Regions from separate parts of the Mus musculus genome. Here region 1 is linked to region 2. The links are chromatin loops, found by intact Hi-C in ENCODE. Cell type or tissue: gastrocnemius. All regions are shown on one strand. Links, peaks and the distances in the headings refer to the core of each region. The heading gives the core; the rest is flanking DNA. Region 1 holds the start of Gm15742 (a long non-coding RNA gene). Region 2 holds the start of Fam43a (family with sequence similarity 43, member A).

Region 1 (8,000 bases), core at 1-8,000, 380 kb after region 2:
TGTAAACGCTGCTTTTAGAAAAAGCTGCTTTTAAGTGTACCTCTGGTAAATATTTGAGATTTATTTCTTGCTGGGCATAAAAAATAGAGGAAAACAAGAGTGTAAGGCACAGGGATGGAAATTTTAGGAGGGCCTTAGATGGTACCTGTGAAAGACTCTCCTGACCTCCGCTGTTGTTCCCACCAAGTCACTGCTCTGGCAGTGAATGGGCACACTGTCCCGCCCTCATCGGTGGCCTTCTGATGGCCACAAGGATGATATTTACCCTGGACCTCCTGTCTACACACCCAGCACCGGGTCTTGTCTCCAGCGGTGTGACCTATGGGAATGGACGTAGTTGTAGCACACTGTTAGACAGTGTGATCTAGCCAAGAGGCAGGTGTCTGCTGTTCATCTGTCCTGACAGCAGTGACGCCACGCTCCCCACTTTCTGAAGACCCGATCCCAGGCCATGAGAAGCCGGGCCATCTGGCCATGCCCTGTCCACCCCAGGTTCCTCTGCTCCATCCACACTGACATTCCTGCTGATTCTGCATATGCCATTCTCACCAGGGCCTTAGCTGCTGTGCCCTCTTTCCTCACCATCCACACAGCTACCTTCTAATCAAACCACAGCCCAGAGGCCAATTCCTTAGTGAAGTCTGCAAGGGCCCCATAAGCCACTCTGACCCACTGAGTTGTCATACCGTTGGGGATAGAAATGGTGTCTTTACATACCTGAATCCCCACTGCCTGGCCCCGTGCCTGGCACAAGGCAGGGGCCCAGCCCACGCTTACTGAAGTGAAGTAGTCCAGACAGATGCACTTTCACCAGCAAACAGCAAGGGCTGAACTTGACTTTCCGAGAAAGGTCTCTACTGTGTCCACACAGCCAGGACTCCTGCCAGCATCGGTAAGGAGCTGGCACAGCACCAGGAGCACCCACAACACAGCACATGGCCGAGAGGTCGTGACTAGGAAGCAGCATGCTATCTTCAAAGTCTGTTGGGCCACTGCCAGAGACACACAGGCCTGGCCACACACTGCCACACTGTACATCCTCTGGCTAATCAATTCACAGTGCAGAAATAACAATGGGCCCCACAGTGCCTTCATTAACCTCCTAGATCACATGGGAAAACACAGACTGATGAGCACCTCAGGGAACCGAGCAAAACATCCCCTGCTGCAAAGCCTGCCTGGCCCTTGGGTCATTTTTCTTTTCTCTTTTTGAGAAATGTATACAATTTCTATGTGCTTTAGGTAAACATTTAAAAACATTAATTAGTCCCAGAGACACTTTGTATACTATAGATTTAGTGTAATCTGAGTAAAGTATGGTGGTTAGAAATGAATCTCTGATTATCATGTTTCCTGAACAGAAATGAGAACAGCTGGCCCTGTACTAAGATAAATATATGAAATTGGAACACATCAGAAAGTATGTCCTGCATGCCTTATTTTTTCAACAGTTAGCAAAGAATTGATTTTTAAATTGTATGTGTTTAATGTTTACAGTGTGATGATTTATATATACATAAATGGTTAACAAAGATAAACAAATTAATTTTATGTGTTCATTTTTATTATGTGCGCACATGCGTGTGAACGCATATGCATGTAGAATATCTAATCTATACTCTTTATAGCAAAAACCCTTAATCTAACAGCGCTATTGCCTTCAACCCCCTTGGTGTCCATCAGATCTGAGACTTCCCCAGCCCTACATTTTCTTCCTACCCTGACCTCTATGGCCGTAGCTATCACCTTGCCTCCAGAATCATCTCTGTGTAGTAAACACCTAGCTTTTGCCTTTGAGATCCCGTGTACAAGCGAGATCAAGCTGTCTTCCTCCTGTGCCTGGGTTATACCACTTAGTAGAAGGCCCTCAGCTCACACACGTTGTGGCCATGGCAGAATATCCTCCTTATTACAGGGTGAAGGATCTTCCAGTGTACGTTTATCACATTTTCTGTATCCACACATCCACCCGTGGACACTCTGTATCTGGCCACAGTTGTCACTGCTGCAGTGAACGCGGACTGCACTGCAGGTTTCCTTACAGCACAGACTGCCTTCCTTTGCGCACGCACACGCGGGAGCACTTCTGCTTTCCATATTGACTCTGTAAGTCTACAGCCCCAACAGCAATGGACAAGGATTTTCTTTTCTCCACGCCTTACCCACGTTTCTCTCTTCTTTTTGATAACAATGTGACTGAGGCGGAAGACTTTCCAACTGTCTGGATTTTAAGCATCTGTAGACTGAAATGATCCCACTGGACAGGCTGCCTGATGGGAGGCAGGCATGGGGCAATGCTGTGGGAGCTAGGGAGAAGAGGGGGGCACAAGCCCTACGTGGGAAGGATATCAGACTGGGATACCAGGCTGGGCCTAGCCGCCACACTAAGTGGTTTTATTTGGGAGTAAAGGGAAGTGCAGAAACATTGTCACACCCAGGAGCCAGTATTGATAGTTTCTGGATCCTTCCGAGTTGCATAGGCCGACTCCTACAAGCTCAGAATCCAGGAGAGACCTAAGTAAGCTAAGACAAGAACTAAATTTAAAACAGCAACAACGATGCTTTTTGCCTTTTAGAATTATTGATTATTCTTGTGCTTCTCCCTTGACTCAAGGGGAAGAGGAAGAGGCCACATTTTGTGTGACCTTTAAAATCTATCACACAGCCAGCCAGAGAGGACTGTGGCTCAGGACTTGGGCAACTGAAACAAAAAAGTGGAAGAAACAGTAACATTCTCTCACGCAAGCAGTACAAATGGCGTCTTTGTACAGCACGGAATGAACCTGTCCAGGCTCCCCAAGAAGACAGGAGCTGACCCCAGACTACCTCGATTCTGGTGGCTGGACAGGCCTAACGTGCATGTACCTAAGGGTCCTACTCAGCCATGTGATCATATGTTCTAAATACTCACTGATCAAGTGAACCAAGACTAATATCCCTGCAAATTTACCTCCCACTGGTATTTACTTTCATACGTTAGTACATATATAACTATAGTATGCCAACTAGTCCCCTTTCTCAATGCTACGGCAAGTAACTGACAAGAAAGTACTTAAGGAAGGCTATTTGGTCACAGTCTGAAGTAGAGCCCGCAATGAGGAGGAAGGACTGAGCCCAGCATGAGCTGTGGCAGCAGGAGCATGGAGCTCTCACACACCAGAGGGGCAGAGAGCAGAGAGCGATGATCCTGACACCTGACCCATTCACATCTTTTTTCCTCTACCTATTCAGTCGGATCCATAGACCAGCACTGCACACACTCCCTAACCCTCCCTGGATGCCTTTACAGGGGCTGTTTCCTAACCTAACCAAGGTGAAAATGGCAAGCAAGCATCACAGACAACCAGAGTCAGACTGAGTAAAGGCTCATGGTGAATGAAGATAGGAGCCTAGGACCATGGACTTAGCAGGACCACTCTGGGTGCCTGGTGCCATTGAGCTGACCTCGAGGGACCATGGTGTGTGAGTGGGATGCAGGGATAGGAGGCCAGGGGCCACAAGAGAGAAATGAGACTTCAGAAACAGAACTAGAGAAGTCACAGACAGGATGCAGCAACTCAATAGTAAGGTGTTACATGGCGCCCACAGTGGAGTCGCTCAGTTACCTCAAACAAATGTCTGTACACATCAGAGAGAGCAGGTGACATAAAAGCATCGGATCTTTACTTAACACCTTTAAAGTGTTAATGACGAAAGTGGCTCAGTATATTCTTTATGTAAAAAGAAGCAGGAAAGCTGGGCAGTGGTGGAGCACACCTTTAATCCCAGCACTTGAGAGGCAGAGGCAGGCGGATTTCTGAGTTCGAGGTCAGCCTGGTCTACAGAGTGAGTTCCAGGACAGCCAGGGCTACACAGAGAAACCCTGTCTCAAAAACCAAAAAGAAGAAGAAGGAGGGGGGGGGAGGAGGAGGGGGAGGAGGGGGAGGAGGAAGAGGAGGAGGAGGAGAAGGAGGGGGAGGAGGAGGAGAAATGCCTTTCCACGTCACACTAGGTCTGCTCTGGTTAGCAAGGACTACTTCTGCAGGGCCTGATTTGTGGGGAAACAGCTGGACAGAAACCAGAGTCTACACAGCAATGAACTGCAGACCTACTTCAGTTGGGGTCCGCAGGATGCACGTACACTATCTAGACCGGCACCCCTGGGGTCATCCTGCTGAGACTTACAGTGTCCCCAGCATCTTGGGCTCACCTTTCCTTTATTCCTGATGCTTGTCACAGCCTTTAAGGACTTGCTGCCTCCCATTTCCTGGCTTTCCTTTATGGTGACAGTGTCCTTTTAGAGGTAGTATTTATATGCTCCTACAAGGCTTCTGATTAATGCCAGGCAGTGTTTCCCTGCTTGTAGCCTTTAGTGTCGGTTGGAACCACACAGGTACTGATTCTAGTGCGGGTAAGGACTGCTTTAAGCTAAATATGAGTTCTTTACATCCAGTATCTCACTTGTCATTATTAGATAAAGTGACAGAAAATAACCATGAGTTACTTTAATCACTGATAACTCCACAAGGCTTTTGTGGAGACCAAAAGGACCGTCATTTGTTATCTACTAGTGTTCTTTATAGAGGGAGAACTGTGATTTACTGTGCACTCCTTCCCCTTCGCCTCTCCCAGGCGATTAACCATCTCCAGTTGGCTGTGCCTCAGAGTGGCATCCAGGTCTGTAGGCTGAACATTTACAGAGCACAGCCAATCAGCCTGGGGTGGGGGAGGAGCCCATAGAAGGTCTGCTAACAACTCAGTGCAACTCAGGTGTGACCCCTGCTGGCAGTGAGTGCTACTGCAGTCCTGCTGTACATAGCACAGGAAGGTTAGGGAGGGTCAGGGAGGGCTGTCCAGGAAGCTAGGGCAGGGTAGGTGAGAGCAGCAACCCAGTTTTAACTTGAAGCCTCATTTGTTTCCCCACTGCTCAGCTACCTCCAAATCAGGACCCAAGTGTGTGCCCCCATCCTGAGCCCCCAAGAGAGGGATCCTCCCCCATTTACTCTCCTGGGTCAGGTTAGAACCTCCAGGCTCTCCCCTGGAAGGATAGGGAGAATGGCAAGGAGATGCTCAGAGAGCCCTGGTCAACCAGCCACAGACCAAAGATAAACTGCTCCTGGCTGGTAATAAAATTAGAGACTCCTTAGGGTCCTTTTCTGTTGGTAACAGGATTAGGAAATAAATCCCCAACACATGGGGCATCTGCCCCGTGCCTTGCGGAAGACAGCGCTCGGTTCTGTTTGCCTAGTGCAGCCTTCACTTTGCAGCTTCCCTGTGGCAAGGCGGCATGCTGTCTCCTCCCAACTTTCAGAGGGAAGGAAGGGCTGTGGGCTCTAGGGTATACTTAACAAGGACTGTCAGGACTAAACCTCACCAGTCTTTCTGAGCCTCCCACTTCAAACTGACCAGCAAGGCTTCATAATCTCATATCCTCACGAGACAGGCATGGTGAGAACACCACCTCAGTTTTTAAATGGGAGAATTTAAACCCTGATATGAAACATTGCCAAACTCATTTTCCACAGTGGGGCTCCCTTGTCCAGTGGGTGCTAGCCAGTGCTGGGATGAGGGAGCAGGGGTTGGGGGGAGAGGTTCTGTGTACAGCAAATAAGACTAATGCTATATAGCTTTATACAGTTGAATCACATCAACTTTAATACACGTTGAAAATGGTCCTGCCCAAGGAAGACAGTTCTAAGGGCGCTCTGCACACCACTCTCCACGATGAGTCTCACTCCTCACTCCACAGATCAGACACCACAGTCAAGATCCTGGAGACCCACAGAGGCAGCCCTGGAGAGCCACAAATACAAGTGCAATCATAGGCCTCTCCTGTCAGTTCATTTCCCTTCGCTAAATGCAATCATGTACCGAAAACAGTTCTGCAGAGATGCTAGCCAGAAATGCACAAATTACATGTATAAAAATATACAACCAGATATACCCAAGTGTTTGGAATTAGGCACAACTGGCGCCTTTCTCAAGCACATCCAACTAACTGCTAACTCTCTCCCCCTCATTTGCCATTTAGTAAAATATTTCTTTGTTTAAAGAACTATATCTGTTTGTAAAACATATTCAAAGTGAAACTCAATCTATTCTTCCAGTTCTCTCTTTCTTACATCTGTCCCTGATAAATATCTCTGCGTATGTGCCTACAGGAGACACACACGCACGCGAATGCGCACACACACACACACACACACACACACACACACACACACACACACACGAAACATGCTGTGCTTCACCCTAGGGAAGCAAAGCCAGGATTTCTTTCTATAACAACTGTTAAAGCACTCCTGAGTGATACGAAGGCTGTGGCACAGCAAGCCTGGCACGGTGACGAGCCTCATCTGCAGTACACTCTTCACCACAGCCCCAAAGTATATTTCCAAAATACTGACCAGGCAATGAAGTCTTAACTAAAAATGGCCAGATCTAGAATTAGAAAACACCCTGTCTGGCGATTCTCCTAATCTGTCTCTGCACTATAGCAGATGCCACCATGTTGTAGATCTACACTCCTGGACAGCAGCCCCATTCAAAAGGCCTGTGCTCGCTCTCACCTGCCGGATGCTCTCCATGCCAGGAGCAGGGGGATCCGTATTCACTCCCTAGGGCTGCTGGACCAAAGTGCAACCTGCTGGATGGTTTAAACAACAGGAATTCCTCGGCCTACAGCTCAGGCTCCTGAGATCCTGCCCAGGCCTCTGGCTATGTCTGGTGGCTAACTGATGATCTTGGCCCTTTCTTTATTTGATGGAGGCAAAGCCCCGATTTCTGCCTTCACTTCCACGTGGCATTCCCCTGTTCTGAGTGCCTGCTGTAATTTCTTCTTTCTATAAGGGCAACAGTTGTATTGGATCACAATCTGCTCTACTGAGCTCACCTCAGCTAAGGACATGGGCAATGATTCTCTCCCCCAGTAAAGTCTGAAGTAGGACATCAACATAGAAGCCACTGGGAGATAAGGGGGCCAGGATGGGAGAGAGAGGAAGAGAGAGAAATGGAAGGAGGGAGAGACAGGCTGGGACTTAACCAACTTTTGGCTGGGCTTCCATGAATCCCACCAGCTAGTCTAGTTCTCTTGGGGTAGATGTTTGATGGCATCAGCATTTCCTAAGAAGGGGTGCACCTGTCATGGAGACTGGATTTCAGGGAAGAGACATAGTAGTAGTGGCCACTCAGGATATTCCTGCATCATTCCCTCCTCATACGTACACCACTTTGGCTGCCAACTTCATAATGATACATTTTTCTCAAAGAAACCTGCTGTCTTCAGGCTGGTGAGGCTGACAGACAAGGCTAATACATGCTGTCCCCAGAGAGCAGGGGAGCTATATTATCTCAGTTACCACAGAATAGAATTCTCCAAAATACACACTCAATTTAAAGTAGAAGTGAAATGGCCTGACGCTGCTTCCTGAGGGGAAATGTGTAAATATGGCTACTATTTACCCGCCTACTTGCGTAGTTTTTGTTCAAACAGAGCGTGCCTGCTGCATACGCAGAGAAACTGTTGAGACTGGCTGGAGATACCCTCGGAACTGATATCTTGCCCGCTGTACTCGGCACTACAGTTGCTGCGTATGTGCTGTGCAAATGCCTCGGTGCCGAGACTAATCCATAATCAGTACCAGCTCAGCCAATGTGAGCGTGGAGTCATTGTGTCTTAAAGCCGACAAGACCATTTCTCACTGAGCAGAGGATGGCAGCAAGGCTCAAAGGTATCTAGGTACAGCCTGGCAAAAGCCTTGTGTGATCCGTGGAACACTGGGTCAACACGGGCTGAGGCTAACTGGATGCCCCAGACTCCTGGACCATCAGCCCACATCAACCCACACTCCTGAGCAAGACAGAGGCAGTCCATGACGCCCACCCACTTGCCAGGAACATGCACACATGAACACAGGCATGCACCTCTCGGCTCCATTAAGCAGAGCATGAGTTTTGGAGTCTGATCTAACATCCTGGAAAAGGGACTGGTCCCTTTTGAGCCTTGCTTCCTGTATGATGGG
Region 2 (8,773 bases), core at 1-8,000:
CCATTTTTACTTTATAATATTTTCTGAGAAATGAAACTATGCAGGTATTGTTTTTAAAGTTTAAAATACTGACGAGATCAAAGTTAATACACAAAACAAAGGGATTCCGTGGCTACCACACTGTCACGAACCTAAGTGTGATCTTTTTTCTTTGAGACAGGGTCTCACTATATAGCCCTGGCTGTCCTGTAAGGAACTCACTCTGTAGACCAGTCTGGCTTTGAATCCACAGAGATCTTGCAACCTCTGCCCTCTAAGGGTTGCGATTAAACCTGTGGACCAACATTCAGGGCCTAAGTGTTATCTTTACTACAACAGAAACCAAAATCTTGCTACTAGAGTCTGGTGACAGATATACTTTGGCTCAAACCTTTTTCAGAACCATTAAAAAGTGGATTTTTCACAGAGGGCCAGTGAATGGAGAGATGTAAGTCTGACTAGTGGGGAATGACTAAACCTAGTTGATAAAATTAACCAGAGGGTCCCAAAACATAGACTTTTTTTAAAATCAGGTGTAGCACATGAGTTTTAAAATAAATATAATAAATTTATTTAAAAGCCTTGGCTTTGTAGGTAGCAAAAGTAAGGCGGCATGAAATTCAGATTTAAGCCATATGGAGCCTCATCCTGGCTGCCAGTAAACTGCTCTCTGGCCATGCACACTCTCTCTGGGCCTTGGTTTCTTAGTCTTTAAAACCAGAGGGTTTGACTAGGTTACCATGAAGCGCTCTCTAGTTCTGGCAGTGTGCATGTAAGACCCAACTGTTACTGTACAAATATTCACATGGCTACTGTCCATTTCACATTCCACGCATTGGCCATACATTGGTAGCAGGCCTGAGCTAGGGGCTGACGAGACTGCAGTGGATGAAACGCAGGTACCCACTAAAGGAGCTCACAGCCTAGTGAGGAAAATGGAGAGTCAACCTGACAGTGTTGTTAACCAGATGAGAGCTATAGCAAAGAGAACAAGTGAGGTTGAGGAGGAAACAGAATGGTTCCTGGAGAAGACACCATCTGAGCTGGCTCTTGAAAATGAGTGTCAGGGCTGGGGCGGAAACTCAGCGGTAAAGCTTCTGTCTGACATGGTCCTTAGGTTAGTTCCCAACGTAGAAGAGGAAGAGGAGGGGGGAGGAGGAGGAAGAGGGGGAGAGGAAGAGGAGAGGAGGGGGAGGGAAGGAGGACAAAGAGGAGGCAATAATGGTGGTGGGGGAAGACAAACTAGGGACCAGCCAGGGAAAGTGACAGAAACCATTTCAATTAGATGGCACCATACAAGCAATAGAAGGGACAGAAGAAGCAGTCTCAACAGCCCAAGGGGAAGGCCAGGCCATCCTTCATTGCCTAGCACGGATTCTGTTGCCAGGAAAGGTCAAGGAGGCTGGGCAGCTAGGTAGGGGGCCCAACATCAGAATGCTTGTGTGTTGGGCTGAAGGGATTGTGCCTGGAGTTGGTAGGAAGCCACTTCAGTGTTGAAACTAGGAAGAGGCACAAGGCCAGGGCTGTGGTGTGGTGACTACAGAGTAGCTCTGAGGAGACAGGCTCAAAAGGAGAGACTTCTGAGCTATGGGGGAAGAGGTAGGTATGTGTGTGGACACACCGTTTGCTGTGAGTTTGGTTGGGACACGAGTCAAGGTCTAACTGCCTCAATTGTTTGTTGGGGAACTATCGGTTCAGTTCTGCTTGTCACTACAGAGACAACTATCTGTCCAGGGACATCTTCTAAGAAGATTGGCTCTATCATTCTGTTTCCTGTCGCTATAACAAAACACGAAAAGTTAGCCACTTAGCGAGAAAAATGGTTTATCAAGTCCACAGTTTAGGAAGTCTAAAATCTAAACAACATAGCACTGGATCTGCCAAGAAGCCCCTTGGCTGCTTCCTCTCACGGCAGATGGCGTGGCATACATCAGAGCCTACACATGACAGAGAAACCATGTGGTGAGACACAAGGCTGGAAAAGGATCCGAGGGCCCGCTTTTGCTCTTTTGTAGTGATATTGTTTGGTGGAAATTAGCTGGAGTCCCACACAAATGGTGGGAAACCCCTCGAAGGGCGGTGCCTCAAGTGACTCAGTCGCTTCTCATTAGTGTTAGTGGAGGCGGCTGCAGGGCTGAGGGGGTTAAAAAACCTCACAGGAGTCCAGGACAAAGGGGCTGCAACTGTAAGATGCTAGGGTCACAGAGGGGGACGAAGAAGCCTGAAAGTCCTTGAGTCCATTTAGCTTATTACAAAACCTAAATGCCTTTATATTAGCTGTGGCTTTTGTTCAGGACAACATTGCGTAAGCCAACAGCCACAGTAAAGAAGGAAGGGAAGTGGGGGGGGGGGGGAGATTAAGTTTAATGCAATGCCTTCGATCTACCTCACAGTAGCCTAAATGTTGTTACTCAGCATGGAATTCATATACAATTATTACAACTTTTTGGTCTAATTAAGTCATCAAAAAGCACATTTGTGGTGTACTTCAACTTGAGTCAACCACCTCCTGGGTGCTCGAGAGCCACGCACACCAACTTTACCAGACTGTGCAAGCATCTCTTTGAGTGCCTGGCTCCCTCAGATGTTCGGTGTTCATGGCTATCCCCGAGAAACATCTTCCAGCTTTGAAAGCAGCCACTTTCACTCCTAGTACTGCCTCCTGTTCACCAGCGACTTAGCATTTTATTCCTTTTATTAGGCATTTTATTCCTTGGGTGTTGGTCATCTGCCTCTCCACAGGCTATCACTCCCAGGAAAGCAAACACCCCCAGCTGCACTACTGCTCAGCCTCCAGCAATGTCATCACCACAGCAGACTCTACAAATATTTTTTCAAAGGATTCCAGAGTCACCATTGTCACCTTGAAGTCCGTGTCCAGTGAGTGGGACAGCGGGGGAGGAGGAGCACTATGCAAAACACACAGTGGCAGAAAGCCAGTTCAAAAGCCCTCTAGGAGGCTGGTTCTCAGATGCCAAGTGAGAGGCTGGCACTCCTGCTGGCAGCGTTTCTTTTCAGCTGTGACTTGGTGTATTGATTCAATCGCCGGCTTGTCCAGTTTTGTGAGAAACAACCTCACCAAGCGGCACTTCCGCCTGCCGCCAGTAGATGGAGTAGCGTCATTGAAAATTCAGCCCATAGTGTCTAACCAGTTTCTCCAAGGACCCTGCTGAGCGGTTCTCTGTGAACCTGCTTGTCATCTGCTCCTCCCTCTCACCGAGGGTCTGCGACCTCAGAGTTCAGCGAGGCTGGCCAGGTTCTCCAGACGGCAAGGTAGGTAGACCCCCCAAAGGCTATCCAAGGTCCAGGTCTGCAGGAGATATAAAGGTTTCTTCCTTCCTGGGTCTTAGAGCACAAGCCCAGGACGTGACTCACACATGGGGTGTTCCCATTCACCTAGAACCTTTCTGCTCTTCCAAGATCGAAACAAGCTTATTAAACAGGTAGTTAGGCATGACACAGCCTGTACCTCTGAGACTGGTGCTCTGGCTGCCACCAGAGAGCTGTAGTGGATGCTTCCTTATCGCTGCTTCTCTCTGGTTTCTCTGTAACTGGGTGTAGCCCATAGTCATACCTTCATTGGAGATGAGACCAGCTTTGGTCCTCTTTTTGCTCCCCGAAGCCCTTCTGGCCCTCAGACATCCTGGACACTTGGCAATGTTAACTTCTTGGATATGGGCTCTAGTTTAGAATTTAGAGTTGGGGATTATAGAGGATCACTCAGCTGAAGGCTAAGTTGGCATGCTTTCCCCAGAATATTTTGTTCTTTCGAATTTGCAAGTTGTCATTATTGGCATTGAACAATAATTTCTATTGTGTGCACACACAAATACGCACAATATTGCAGTCCCTTTGGCAGAAAAGAAACATCAATGTTGGCATGATGGATTATTATAATTCTGGTTTGTTCCATCCTGGTGTCTGGTATTCCCCCCCCCCCCCCCGCCTTAGCCCACCCACACAGCTGGCAAGTTGGGCACTAGGACCCTCGTTAACGGCCAGTCAGGAAAAGGCCATTTCTTCCTACAGAGAGAGAGGGTTTTAAATCCATTATAGGACATTTCTTTGATGGGGAAACATTTCTTTATTGTTATCACTGACTCTGTCGAATCTCATACAAGTGTCTGCATTTTAATCTTGGCATTGCATCATCCTCTGCTCTCAGAGAGCCCTCCAATCCCCCTCCCACTTGGGGAAATCATCTTTCAAACATCGCTTGCTCCCTGGATCCTCTTTAATTTTCTTAGTCACTGGGAACTCTCTTTTCTCTTTTCCCAGATTCTCATAGGACTTTGGGCTTTTCTGGCTGAAGTTAACCCAGCAAAAAAAAAAAAAAAAAAAATATATATATATATATATATATATATATATATATATATATATGTTTGCTCGGATGTCTCATTCATCAAATAGAAGTCGTTTAGCTTTTACTGGTTGGCCCCTGGGTGTCCAGAAGGTTGTGGAGGGTTCAGAGGGGCAAGCCGGCGAGTGAGGGTATCTTGTCTAGAGCTAGACATGGTGGTGCATGCCACAATGTGGAGACGGAGACAAGAGGATCCAAATGTGCGTAGAGCCTGATCGAGGTAACCAGATCCTGTCTCAGGGGAGGGAAAATAAAGGGGAACAAACAAACCCCACGTTGTCCAGTTAGCTCGTGAAAAAAGAGTATGAAAAGTATCATCTGAGTTTTTACTAAGCATTGTCACCCAAATTGCATCAGTGATGGCTCTACAAACAGCAGCACAGCCTTACTTAGAAACTTCATATGTCTCGAAAAAGTGCCTTACTCTGAGGGTCTGTGGCAGTTTGGGTCGGGGGTGGAAACTGGAAGCAAGTAACTTAGGGACCATTCACTACTGTGTTCAATATTGTTCATGGCAGTCATCTTAACCACGAACTTTCCACTACCTGCTTGCTGCTCACCGGCGGATAAATGGCACCAGGAGAAGAGTAACAGGCAAAAAATTGATTCTCTTATAGTTTGCCCCCCCCTCCTGATTCCCCCCCCCCCCCCCCCCAGTTTCTCTGTGTAGCCCTGGCTCTCCTGGAACTCACTCTGTAGACCAGGCTGGTCTCGAACTCAGAAATCCGCCTGCCTCTGCCTCCCAAGTGCTGGGATTAAAGGTGTGCGCCACCACCGCCTGGCTCTTTATTTTCCTTAATAGATGATTATTAAAGAATAATAGTAAACAGAACCTGCAAATTCTCTTGAAGTTGTCACAGAAGGAACACAACAACAGTCACCACAACGACAAAATACTACGCAATTTTCCCCAGAGCCTACAAGCTCAACTTCCACCGCCTCCTCCAGAAGTTTCGATCTAGACGTAGACTTATTCAGCGAGTTGCAATTTAGCCTAGGGTGGAGTGTCAAAGTTTAAGTTCCTCTTGCTATCTATCGGGTAACTCCAGGTCTTTTGGTTTCTATAGCTAAAAGAGATGCTGGTAAATTTGGAACGTGGTTGCCTAAGTGGACTAGTCTTCCCTTCTCTCGACCAGTGCCTGCAACCTGGTCCCTTTAAGAGACCAGAACTGCGTCCGGCGTCGCAGCCCTAAAGGGATCCTCTCCTGTGCTCCTCCCCTGTCCGCGCGGTGAATGGTTCGTGCCGGCCTATATTAACCCGAGATCTTCCTCCCGGACGGCAATGATGTGAAGCGAGCAAGTCGGCTACCGCGCGCACGACCACAGAGGGCGCGCTGCAGATCGCCGAGAACCCCGAAGCGGAGCCGGACACCCCCGGAGGGAAGCAATGAGGTAGCGGCAGTCCCCGGAGCGGACGATGTGCGCGTCCTGCCCTCCGAACCCCGCGCTACCTTGGCCGAGACGGCCGAGCGCGAGTCTCCGGCGTCCCCTCGGAGCGAGGATGCAGTGAGCTGCGGGACCGCTGTGCTTGGCCCGCCGCGGCCAGCCAGACCTCTCGGACCACACTTGGGGCAAGCTGCTTATTCAGGGACCAGTCCAGCCAAGGGGCTCGCCCTCTTCTGCACCCACTGGGGGTGGGGAGCACCGGCCCCTGGGCGCACTGCTGTAGTTTCCGCGGCTCCTGGCCCTGGCCCAAGACTTGTGTGTGTGTCACGTTCGCTGAAGAAGAGTTCCAGCTTATTTCTCTCACCATCCCGGTTGCTTTGGCCGAGCCGCCCACCTTTATTTATTTGTACGCACTCATTTGGCCTTTTTCTAAAATATTTTCCGCTCCGCTCTCTTATTTTGTTGCTTGTTTGAGACTTTTGTCCTGGTCCTCCTCATCTAGGCTTCTCTCTCTCTCTCTCTCTCTCTCTCTCTCTCTCTCTCTCTTTCCTGAATATTTTTTTCTAATATCCTACCCCAGTCCCTGCGGGGTTCCCAAGCACTATCTGGCCTCTCCTGCCTCCATCTCCCTGCCCCGGAGGTCCTCCCAGCCTGAGTTTTATTTTTCGAGCTTGCCCGGGCCAAGCGTAGCCTGGGTTGGTGGCCCTGCGGGGCTCTCACCCCGCGCTCGGCCACCGCCGCCCCAGCCACTCCCGGGCGTCCTCCGGAGATGCTGCCGTGGAAGAAGCACAAGTTCGAGCTGCTGGCCGAGGCGCCGCCGCGGCAGGCGTCCAAGCCTAAGGGCTACGCTGTGAGCCTGCACTACTCCGCGCTCAGCTCCTTGGCGAGAGCCTGCCCGGAAGGCGCGCTCAGCCGGGTGGGCAGCATGTTCCGCTCCAAGCGCAAGAAGCTGCACATCACCAGCGAGGACCCCACTTACACTGTGCTCTACCTGGGGAATGCCACCACCATCCAGGCGCGCGGGGACGGTTGCACTGACCTAGCGGTGGGCAAGATCTGGAGCAAGAGTGAGGCCGGCCGTCAAGGGACTAAGATGAAGCTGACCGTGAGTGCGCAAGGCATCCGCATGGTGCATGCCGAGGAGCGAGCGCTGCGACGTCCCGGCCACCTCTACCTGCTGCACCGCGTCACCTACTGTGTGGCAGACGCGCGGCTACCCAAAGTCTTCGCCTGGGTATACCGGCATGAGCTGAAGCACAAGGCGGTAATGCTACGCTGCCACGCGGTGCTGGTGTCCAAGCCGGAGAAGGCTCAGGCCATGGCTCTGCTGCTTTACCAGACATCAGCCAACGCTCTGGCAGAGTTTAAACGTCTCAAGCGGCGGGATGATGCGCGTCACCAGCAGCAGGAGTTGGTGGGCGCACACACCATCCCACTAGTGCCGCTGCGCAAGCTGCTCTTGCACGGACCTTGCTGCTACAAGCCGCCAGTGGAGCGCAGCCGCAGCGCTCCCAAGCTGGGCTCCATCACCGAGGACCTGCTTGGGGAACAGCAAGAGGAGGAGCTGCAGGAGGAAGAAGAGGAGCATCTGGAGGACTGCCTGGAGGAGGAGGAAGAAGAGGACGGTGTGGGGGATGGGGATCCAGCAGAGGAAGAGGCTGAGGCGCAGAGGGCGCTGGTGGTGGCCATGCAGTTGGAATGTGAGGACTTGCTGGACCCGCTGGAAAATGGCCACGAGGAGGCGTTGGGGGACGGCGGGGTCTCGCTGGGCCCCAGCTCGGGGACATCACTTCCTCTGTCAGTCTGTGCCTCAGACATGAAGGCCCAACTGTCACAGCTTATTAGTGACCTGGGCGACCTTAGCTTTGGCAATGACGTGAGCACCCTGGAGACCGATTTAAGGGTGACACGCCTGCTGTCGGGCGAGAGCACAGGCAGCGAGAGCTCCATCGAGGGCGGAGGCCTGGATGCCACCCCTGTCAGCCCTGGCAACCCATCGGGCCCTGCTGACAGCACCAGCCTAGATGAGCCCTACTCGGGCTAAGCTGCCAGAAGACTTCTCTGTGCGCCCCTCCCAACATACACATAGTGGCTCCCCAACAGTAGTTCTATTCCCCCTAACCTCCAGGAAAGGGAAAATGATGCACTTGAAGCCCAGACCCGACTTTGGAGTTTTCTGGGGAAGCTATTCCCTCTTGCTAGTTGCCCCAGCGCTTTGGCTCAGAGGTGGCTCAGGTTGTGAACAGGGGGATGGGGGGCAGGGAGGGCGAGAAGCACTACAAAGGTGGGTGAGGGAGAGCTGGCTGAAGTTGGAAAAGGCCAAGGGCGGGCTGGAGGTGCCCAGCAGCCGGTTTCCTGTTTGTGAGGCAGCTGGGGCTAGGGAAGGAGGGGTTAACTTCCTCTCCAGACCCCCTGACTGGAAGGCCTCTTTCTGTCATCAATATCTCATTAACAAAGTCACTTTCAAAACGTTGGAGGCTTCAATGCCACTTTACCTGCCCCCAGTTCTTTCGGATAGGGGAGCTTGGGCTGTTTACCTCAGACTCAAACTCTTGAAAGTTTGCCAAATTTCTCAAATAACTCTTCTTGGGGGGGGGGGCAGTGTATGAAAGTCGTGTTTTGTTTACAGTTAAAGAAACCTAATATCTAAAAAACAAAAAAGGAATTTTCCTTTAGAAATACACACCTTCCTCTGGCCCCAAAGCTCCTACTCCATGATGCTATGTAAAATATTTTTGCACTGTTGTGAAGTATTTTTGACTTTTTGTTTTTTGTACATAACTGTGTTCTCGGAGCTGAATGTTTATATCTCTTTTGCTGTGCAAAAGATACCTGTAAAATGTTGTACGGTTGTATATATGGAAATGTGTATAAAACATTTTGTTATTTTTTTGAGCAGCCTTGTTTCAGTTCTGTTGGCATGTCAGCAGCGGGGTGAGAATAAAGAGGAAAAGCTGTCAGAACAGGCGAGAGCCTCTGGAAATGCTACCCCAGATGATTGGCGGGGAGGAGGTGGGGGCGGGGTTGTGCCTCCAGTTTTAGTGT

Evidence for each region. Peaks named below come from ENCODE experiments on the same cell type or tissue, not always from the same donor. Only the 100,000 strongest peaks of a DNase experiment are listed, where the experiment ranks them.
Region 1: it touches region 2 in a loop (6-fold over the local background); 36 of 42 quality-filtered maps call a loop at or near these places.

The regions. Positions count from the first base shown.
Region 1 is chr16:30,972,690-30,980,689 of GRCm38, forward strand. The region is part of intron 3 of Xxylt1 (xyloside xylosyltransferase 1); the gene reads right to left. It overlaps Gm15742 (a long non-coding RNA gene), which reads right to left and starts at 3,782. Exons shown (of 2, transcript XR_384807.2): 1 at 718-3,782. In gastrocnemius, for the core only: a CTCF peak has its summit at 4,760 (motif pointing left); DNase peaks (open chromatin) are centred at 918 and 4,728; H3K27ac peaks cover 3,776 bases.
Region 2 is chr16:30,594,103-30,602,875 of GRCm38, forward strand. It overlaps Fam43a (family with sequence similarity 43, member A), which reads left to right and starts at 5,621. Exons shown (of 1, transcript NM_177632.3): 1 at 5,621-8,695. The coding sequence starts at 6,498. The coding sequence ends at 7,772. In gastrocnemius, for the core only: CTCF peaks have their summits at 3,079 (motif pointing right), 5,673 and 7,443 (motif pointing right); DNase peaks (open chromatin) are centred at 1,424, 1,921, 3,068, 4,468 and 5 more places; H3K4me3 peaks cover 3,518 bases; H3K27ac peaks cover 3,345 bases.